Linked DNA regions of Homo sapiens: region 2 is linked to region 1. A link is an interaction called in ENCODE POLR2A ChIA-PET data of the cell type or tissue named here. Cell type or tissue: GM12878. All regions are shown on one strand. Links, peaks and the distances in the headings refer to the core of each region. The heading gives the core; the rest is flanking DNA.

Region 1 (4,390 bases), core at 296-4,295:
AATGAAGACTTAGAGAGAAGCAAACCAGACAGAATTGCATCAGGGAAAGTTACAAAAATAGCCAGGAAGGAAAATGAAGGGTACATTTAATTCGGATGTGGGAGGCCTTTAGCAGGTCAGTCTTTCCGTGCATTCCAGGTGATTGAAAAAATCAGTTTTAAATTCCAGCTTTTTGGGGCGCAGTGGCTCGTCCTGGTAATCCCAGCACTTTGGGAGGCCGAGGCGGCAGATCGCTTGAGGTTAGGAGTTTGAGACCAGCCTGGCCAACATGGTGAAACTCTGTCTCTACCAAAAACAGGCAAACAAATAAACAAATTAGCCAAGCGTGGTAGCGGGTGACTGTAGACCCAGCTATAGGGTGGGAAGATCCTTTGAACCTGGGAGGCGGAGGTTGCAGTGAGCGGAGATCACGCCACTGCATTCCAGCCTGGGTGACAGTGAGACTCTGTCTCAAAAAAATAAATAAATTGCAGCTCCGTGTATTCAAGACACTGCTGGTTGAAAGAAAAAAAAGCAATACATTCCAGCTCCACCTTTTTCTAACCATGTAGTTTTGGGTAAATTACTTAATATGTAGATCCTCATTGATAACATGGGAATAATAGTACTCAGTTTGCTGGGTTGTGAGGATTGAAAATAATACTTGTAAAGTGACAGAGTCTGATATGTATACGTGATCTTATTGTTATTATTTCTGAGGCGTCGTCTCGCCCTTGTTGCCCAGGCTGGAGTGCAATGGCGCGACCTTGGCTCACTGCAACCTCTGTCTTCCGAGTAGCTGGGATTACCGGCACCCGCCACCATTCCTGGCTAATTTTTTGTATTTTTAGTAGACATGGGGTTTCACCATGTTGGCCAGGCTGGTCTCGAACTCCTGACGTCAGGTGATCCACCCACCTCAGCCTCCCAAAGTGCTGGGATTACAGGCATGAGCCACCACGCCTGGCTCATGATCTTATTTTCCTTACGATATTCCTTGTTTGAAAATACAAATTGTTCAGAAAAACTAGGAGTTCTCAATAGAACCTAAAGCCTAAGAAAATTGTGTCACTAGACACCATTTAAAAGAAGGATTAGAACTTAATATTATGTTCATGACTAGGCATCGTAGCCCACGCTGGCTAACCATCCCCTGGGCCGCCCTGCTGCTTGGCGGTTTACTAACCACAGCTACATGCATGCGCTCACTAAATCCTCACGCCAACCTGCGTTTCTGGGATGAGAAAACCAGAGTTCGTAAAGGTTAGGTACCTTGCTGAAAGGTGCATGGGTGAAAGGCAGGGATGGATCCTCGCTGAGTCATTCTCATTCTACCACAGCCTTCCTCAGCAGCTTCCTGACTTTCCTGAGGGGAAGTAGCTAGTCCTAGCGGTTTAGACTGGGCAGTGCTAGAGTGAGTGGGACAAGCATGGGTTTTTAGGTCCCACAGACCCGGCTTCTAATACCTCCCAGTTGTGGGACGCTGAATAAGCTCGTAACCCCTAGTGGGGCTGGGTTTCTGCAATCATGAAGCGGGGGAAACCATCGCCTGCTCATCGCACCGAGGAGAGAGTCAATGAGACATGAAAGTCAGGCACCTTTCAAAGTTTTATGACATGCGTTCAGAGGTGTTGAGGGACTCGCTCAAGGTCACCAAGCCGGGTCTTGACCCAGCTGAAACTTGGACCTGGACCCTTGGGCGCCTCCCGCAGAGTTGTGTGACCAAGGTAACCAGCAGCGGCCGACCCCACGACTTTGGGGAAACGACGCCTCCTACGGCCCCACGGCTCAGGCCAGCCCGGCCCCGCCGTCGGGAGCCTCAGCTCCGCCAGGGGGCGCGAGCGGAGGCCGCGCTCGAGGCCGCCGGGCGCCTCGCTCTTCTCTATGGTGGCTCGGGCGCGGCGGGAGCGGAGGCGCGATCCCGAGAGGGGGCGGGGCCGAGTCAGGGGCGGGGCCGCGCGGAGGGCGGGAGCGGCCGGGCCGGGCCGGGCCGGCTGGGGATGGGTGGGAGGGGGGGCCGACTTCCTGGGGCCGCCCGTGAGGATGTCGCGACCGCCCCCGGGTGCCCCTCAGCCCCAGAGACGCCGCCGCGGCGGAGTCCGCAGCCTCCCTGCCTGAGGCGTCCGCGGCCGGGATCCGGCCCCTCCCCTCGCCTCCTCTCCTAGGTGCCGGCCGGGAGGGCGGCCGCAGCAGGTGAGGAGGCGGCGGCGGCGGCGCTGGGGGCCGCTGGGCGCCCGGCCTGGGGAAGGACGGGAAGGGGGACGGTCGGGTGCCGTCAGGCTGTGGTCTGGGGGCCCTTCCTCTGTGTGGGGCGCGGCCTGGGACTCTCCCTGCCCTACAGGGGTGGGGGGAAGCCCTTGGCTGGCTGGAAGTCCCCGCCTTCAGGGCAGCCCACACCTGTCCTTTGAAAAGTCCCCTCAAAGAAAGCGTTTCACCTGTGGGGGCAGTAACAGGAGACGTGCGTCCTCGATTATCCCCAAGCGCCCTGCAGACCGGCAGGTCTAGTTGGCTTGTGGGGAAAAGATACCTCTTTGTACGTCAGAAGAAACTGAGGCAGGTCCGCGGCGGCCTGCTTACCCCTTTAAAGGAACCAGCCCGTCCCTATCTCCGTCTTAGAGGAGGCGGCTGGAGGAGGGAGGTTTGGAGTTTGGAGGTTTGATGGAGAAGTTTGGGAATGCGGTTCTCCCCGCAGGGTCCACTGTTCCCTCGCTTGGGAGTTGTCCTCTGTTCGCGATGTGTGTGAGGTCGCCACTGTGCGGCAGCGGTCAAGACCGAGAGGGAAATGGGGCCTCTCTTCAGCCGGCTGCCCAGGAGACAGTTGACCAGACATGGGGAAGTCTGGCGAACCAGGGGAGCCAGAGCCTCCGCTGGCACGTCTGCTCAGAGCTTGAGTTCAGGCTGGCAGAAGAGATAAACAACAGCATATCATTTTCTCCTTTTTGTTGGTCTGTCATTTGTTCTAGGGGGGAAGAAGACTGCTTGTGTAATCAAGAGTGTACCGTGCACCCCCCAGTCTACCATAAGGAAGGATAATTGTTAGCTTGGAAATAGGGTTTTACCCACAACTGTCTCTTTGCTCCCTGGTTAAAGGCCAGAGTGACGTGATGAGCAAACATCCCGGGGTGCATGTGGCCTTCTAAGAAAGCAGTGAGTTCCTTATGTATCCCTTTGATTATTGGTTTGGAGGACAGAGAGACTTCCTGTTAACCACTGTCGCTGCAACTGTTTGGGGTGCCTTATTCTCCCCGTGACAGTTCAATTTACTGAAATGTGGGCCGGGCTGCCCGTTTATTATACCATTCTTCTAGGAATGGGAGTAGGCAGGGGACAAGGTACTGGGCTGAATTTGTGTACAGAGTTCTAGGGCTGCAGCCTAGCCGTGGCAGCTCCTTTCTGTTCAGGGGATTTCAGGTTTGACAACTTCTTTATCCTTTTCTCTGATTACATTCTCTTTCACATTCAAGGAAGTAGATGATGGCAAAGGTTTCCGAACTTTTATTGTATATTTCCTAATTCTGAATTTTAGAGTACAATTCAGAAGTTACAGTTTATTTAGAGGTATTCTTAAGTTTGAAAATATTTGGGTATATTTTCATAACAATTGCAGATTGATGTGGCAGGGCTAATATCTTGATTGTGATTGAAGAAAATGTTCATGTAATCTAGGACGCACTCATTTTAATGCCCGTCTAATTACAAAGACCAGCCTGTTAAAAACTTTCATATTGATCAGGTAGACAGTTGTGATTTCTTGTTTACATTGGGATCAAGGGTTGTAAATATTTAAATCGACCAGTTTAACCAGCCTCCAAAATAACATGCACAAAAAAAGAAAGCTCTTCTCAGAAACCTTAAAAATCAATTTCTTTCAAACCTTCTCTCATGACCAAGCCAGTTGACATAACTCTGCTTGGTACCATCTAATAGGAACACCTTTTTTTTTTTTGGAGACAGAGTCTCACTCTGTCACTCAGACTGGCGTGCAGTGGCGTAATCATGGCTCACTGCAGCCTTGACCTCCTAGGCTTAGGTGACTCTCCCTTCTCAGCCTCCTGAGTAGCTGGGACCTCAGGCATGTGCAACCACACCCAGCTAGTTTTTGTATTTTCTGTAGAGATGAGGTTTTGCCATGTTGTTCGTCATGAACTGGGCTCAAGCAATCCTCCTGCCTTGGCTTCCCCAAGTTCTGAGATTACAGATGTGAGCCACCGCGCCAGGCCGGAACACCTCTTAAGGGTTGTGGAAAAGGCGTTTTTAGTGACCAGCATTTAAGAAGACAAAACAAACAGCAACAATAACAAAAAAGGGCACAATTTCTTTTCTAATTACATGTGCATTGTTATTTAAATACAGTCACACCCATCTCTATGAGCGTCATGCCTAAGACTTTCTGAGAACACCTCTGTAAACC
Region 2 (4,390 bases), core at 67-4,066, 460 kb before region 1:
TCAAAGAAAATCCTCCCTCCAACATGTCTCCAGACACATTAGCATTGTTCAGCGAGACTGCCTATGAGGAAGCAACGTGTGCCCAGGCTCTGCCTGGGGTGTGTGAGACAAAGACTAATCTGACAACAGAACAAATAGCTAACTATGTGGCAAGAAAATGTCACAGCCTGTTCCAGTGTGGCTATCTGCCCAAAGATATAGCAATTCTGTGCAGGAGAGGGGAGGACAGAGGACGCTATAGGCTTGCACTACTCAAAGCAATGGAATTAATTGAGACCCACAGACCATCAGAGGTTGTGTTTAGCCCGGCCACCGGTGTTTGGGGAAGTCACATTGTTTTAGACAGTATTCAGCAATTTTCAGGCCTGGAGAGGACTGTCGTGTTTGGGCTTAGTCCAGAATGTGACCAGTCAGAGGAATTTCATAAGCTCTGCTTTGCTTCAAGAGCCATTAAACACCTCTACCTGCTTTATGAAAAGAGGGCAGCCTACTGAAAATTATTACAAATAATAGAGGAAGACAGGAAGAGCAGAGTCCTTTCTCCTAGACAGGTAGCAGTGACTCCATTTTAATATTACAAGTGAGGAAATCAAGGCACATCAGTATGGCCTGGAGCCACAGAAATGTCTCTTGGAGCTGAGCCTTCCACTCTATTTCAATGCCACTGGCCTTTTCACAATTTCCTTCACCTCCTACCTATACAATTACAATAGACTTCATTAGTCCCCTGTCTCCAGCTTTCCCACTCAATCCAGCTGTCATCCATCAGAGAATTTTTCCTCAAATAGAGAACTGATTTTATGTAATACCTTGCTAACATATCTTCAATGAGTCCCCACAGCCTTCAAACCTAACCAATTTTCAAGGCTTTCATTAATATGCCCTGACTTGCTCTCCCAACCACATCCTTTATTGTATCTCCATCTCCCCATGTTTCTCATGCACCCCAGCCCACCTGGCATAATTTTTGGGTGGTGGTATGGTGCCCTCCAGGCTGGTTACTTTGACTGCATAGGTCTCAAAAGTAGCCAATTGACTGGCACCTCATACTGGCTATGGGTCTCAAGCTTTCCAGGTCCAGAACTTGATTGCCTTTTTGTACCAAGTCTAGATCAGTCTCTTGGGGATGCTTTATGCTAATCAAGCTCACAAAGGACCAATGCATACATCAAAATGTTACTCTGTTAATTTATAGTGAGGACCATAGTCATAAGTGGGTCAAATGCTTTTGCTAATCAGTGCCCTCAACAGTAATATAGGAAGCCAAATTATATGAACATAGCCTTACAGTAAGGGAAGCTGGTAATTTGATTCAAATCTTAAAAATCTTCAGATTATATTAGACTATTGCAATATCTATTAGGTTGGTGCAAAAGTGCAAAAGCCACAATTACTTTTGCACCAACTTAATATAAAATAAGATTGCAATAATTTCTAAAATAAAGATATTTCTATCACAAGGACTAGACAAATTAGTTTACAGTTTACAAGCTAAAGCAAATTTAGAATGCTAAGGATGACTAGTTTTTCATTATTCTTTGCCCTCAGATGAATTTTTTTTTCTCTGTCTTGGTTTCTAAAATTTCCAGGTTCACCACCAACCCTCTCCTTACTGCCCCCAACATATACAAATTTTGCCTACATTTATCCTCTATGTATGTGAATACATTCATGTAGGCTAGAAATGCCTTATACTCTGCCGCTGGCCTGGAAAGTAGTCTTCCTACAAGGGGCCTTTGCACATCTCTGATTTCTTCCATTATGACTTGGTGCTAATTTTTAAATCCAACTCTCAGAGTTTATGGGGATCCTTGGTGGCAACTTTACCACCAACACCACCCACACACATCCCCGACTCCTGGTCTGTGCCTGTGCCATTTTCTCAGTCTTTAAACCCTTTTCTGTCCCCTCCACCTTTGAAATCCTTACTTGGCAATCACATCCTTTTTCAAATGCCTACTACCTCAATTAAACTTTTATTATCTCCCTAAGTGAAACTTTCCAATGTATATGATACATATTAGAAATGAAATCAAAGTTCCCCTTTTCTAGTCAGTTCCCCAAATGGCTGAGCCAATTCTGTACTCTTCAAATTACTCTTGCTTTTGCAAGGATTTTTAAATTGCTTTGGAAGTATTCATATTTCCAAACTGTTTTTAACTTCTAGAAAAGTTTAGGATAACTTGATTGACTCTGGGGAGGCTTGAATCCAGGAGACATGTGGAAATTTTGGTTATGATTTTAGATAAAGCCCCTCAGCCTTCCAAGAGGTGGAAGAGCAGGCAGGGTTTCGAGAAGCTCTCTTAGCTGCCTTTCTGAATTGCTTAGGCCCATTAGAAGGGCTAGTCTGTACCTAGGCACGGGTTGAAAAGAAAAACCTCTCCCTTGCTTCCTACTGCTCTAATTACCTGGTGTTTCTTCCTTTTTACCTTTCCTTGGGGGCTTTAGGGTAGTTTTGGATAGGAGGAAATGAAGTTCAGCAATCGGTTTTGCAAAAGATGCCAGTGCATTGACATTCTGATGTAGGGAGATGTATGAATTCTATAAAAATAATTTAAACAGTCAAAGTCAACAGAGTATGAAGGAGTATGAGTGGGACAAGGAATTGCTATATTTTAGTCATAAGCCTTAGTACCATTTGACTTTTTAAAATATATGCATGCATCATATAATTTTTAATAAAAGAATTGATTTGTAAAGAATTGTTTTAAATATTGAATTTGAGAGTCTTTGTCAGTTCTTAGTCTAGTGAAACAATTCAATCAGGATGAAAGTAGAATAACTAACTCAGTGATTCTCAACCCTGGATGCTCATTATAATTTCCTGGGCGACTTAAAAAAAATCAGTGATCAGGCCAGACACCAGACTAATTAACCTCAGTGTGTCTGAACACAGGCTCGGGCATCGGTATTTATTAAATGTTGTCCAGGCAGGGTGCAGTGGCTGGTGCCTGTAATACCAGAACTTTGAGAGGCTGAGGTCTGGGGGAATCACTTGAAGCCAGGAGTTGGAGACCAGCCTGGGCAACATAACAAGACCCCATCTCTACAAAAAAAATTTTTTTAAAAACTTAGTTGGGCATGGTGGTGCATGCTTTTAATCCTAGCTACTCCAGAGGCCAAGGTGGGAGGATCACTTGAGCCCAGGAGTTTGAGGCTACAGTGACCTATGATTACTCCACTGCACTCCAGCCTGGGTTACAGAGCAAGACTCTATCTCTTAAAAAAAATCCAAATGATTCTAATATGTCACAAGGGTTGAGAACCATTGAACCCTTCTCCTAGTCTGTTCTTTCTGTCCTCAAAAAATGTGTGCACATTTCTCTTCCTATTAAGACTGTGAGCTCCTTGAGAGTAAGAGGATGAGTCACTTACACATCCTTATTTCCCCTAGAGCAACTAGTACAGTGCCTCACACAGGGCAGGTGCTCAGTAAATATTTGCTGAATTGTACTTGTAGCTTTTAGAAAACTAGAATCTACAATGATTCAATTCGATAGTATGAATTTCTAATGTTAGAGATTTCAAAGAAGTCAGTGTGGAGAATAATCTTTAACACTGTAATAATGAAGAATAAGGGAACAATAAAGGCAACTCAATTGTTTTTAGGCAACAGGTCAAATTAAGGATCTATGATGATAGTTCATTAGATTCAAATGTAAGATTAGGAACTGGTGGGGACTAAGAATAATGGACTAACTTGGTTGTTTTAGAATTCTCAATGTTTTCTACAAAGTCTTAATATGATGGATAAAGCAATTAACTAAATGAAATAACTAAGATAAAAGAGAAGCTTTAGAAACTGTGAGAAGCTTCTAAAACTTACTTTTAAAAAGAAGGGTAATATAATATTATCATGGAAGCTTCGGAAATGGAGAAAGGCAAAATTAAAAGTTCTTAAATCAGGCTGGGCGCAGGGGCTCATGCTGGTAATCCTAGCACTTTGGGAGGCTGAGGTGGGTGAATCACCTGAGGTCAGGAGTTCAAGACCAGCCTGACCAACATGGAGAAACCCTGTCTCCACTAAAAATACAAAATTAGCTGGGCATGGTGGCGCATGCCTGTAATCCCAGCTACTTGGGAGGCTGAGGCAGGAGAATTGCTTGAACCTGGGAGGTGGAGGTTGCAGTGAGCTGAGATTGCGCCACTGCACTTCAGCCTGGGCAACAAGAGTGAAACTCTGTCTCAAAAAAAAAAAAAAAAAGTTCTTAAATCATCTTGTTATCTGGGTGTAACATTTTTTCATTTTTGCTTATTTATTTCTATTCTTTGTTGATATGGAAAAATATTTTCACACAGTTATGATCAAGTTGTGCCATCAACTTTATAACGTATATGTGTGCTTTTTCCATTTAATTGTTTTGTGAGATATTGCTATAGACTACATTAT

Evidence for each region. ChIA-PET counts read pairs that join two places held together with the same protein. Peaks named below come from ENCODE experiments on the same cell type or tissue, not always from the same donor. Only the 100,000 strongest peaks of a DNase experiment are listed, where the experiment ranks them.
Region 2: POLR2A ChIA-PET joins it to region 1 with 6 read pairs; 3 of 35 experiments call an interaction of 5 or more read pairs at or near these places.

What each region holds. Positions count from the first base shown.
Region 1 is chr17:35,086,887-35,091,276 of GRCh38, reverse strand. The region is part of intron 5 of RAD51L3-RFFL (RAD51L3-RFFL readthrough); the gene reads left to right. It also overlaps a transcript of RFFL not described here. Among named protein-coding and RNA genes, the nearest start is that of RFFL, 25 kb to the right of the region's middle. RefSeq lists enhancers at 1,358-2,009, 2,726-2,855, 2,986-3,035, 3,046-3,125 and a silencer at 1,706-2,335. In GM12878, for the core only: CTCF peaks have their summits at 1,798 (motif pointing right) and 2,415; a DNase peak (open chromatin) is centred at 2,329; H3K4me3 peaks cover 3,190 bases; H3K27ac peaks cover 3,120 bases.
Region 2 is chr17:35,544,343-35,548,732 of GRCh38, reverse strand. SLFN14 (schlafen family member 14) reads left to right here. Exons shown (of 6, transcript NM_001129820.2): 6 at 1-4,390. The coding sequence ends at 494. Among named protein-coding and RNA genes, the nearest start is that of SLFN12L, 8.9 kb to the right of the region's middle. In GM12878, for the core only: no CTCF peak of the experiment used is centred there; no DNase peak of the experiment used is centred there.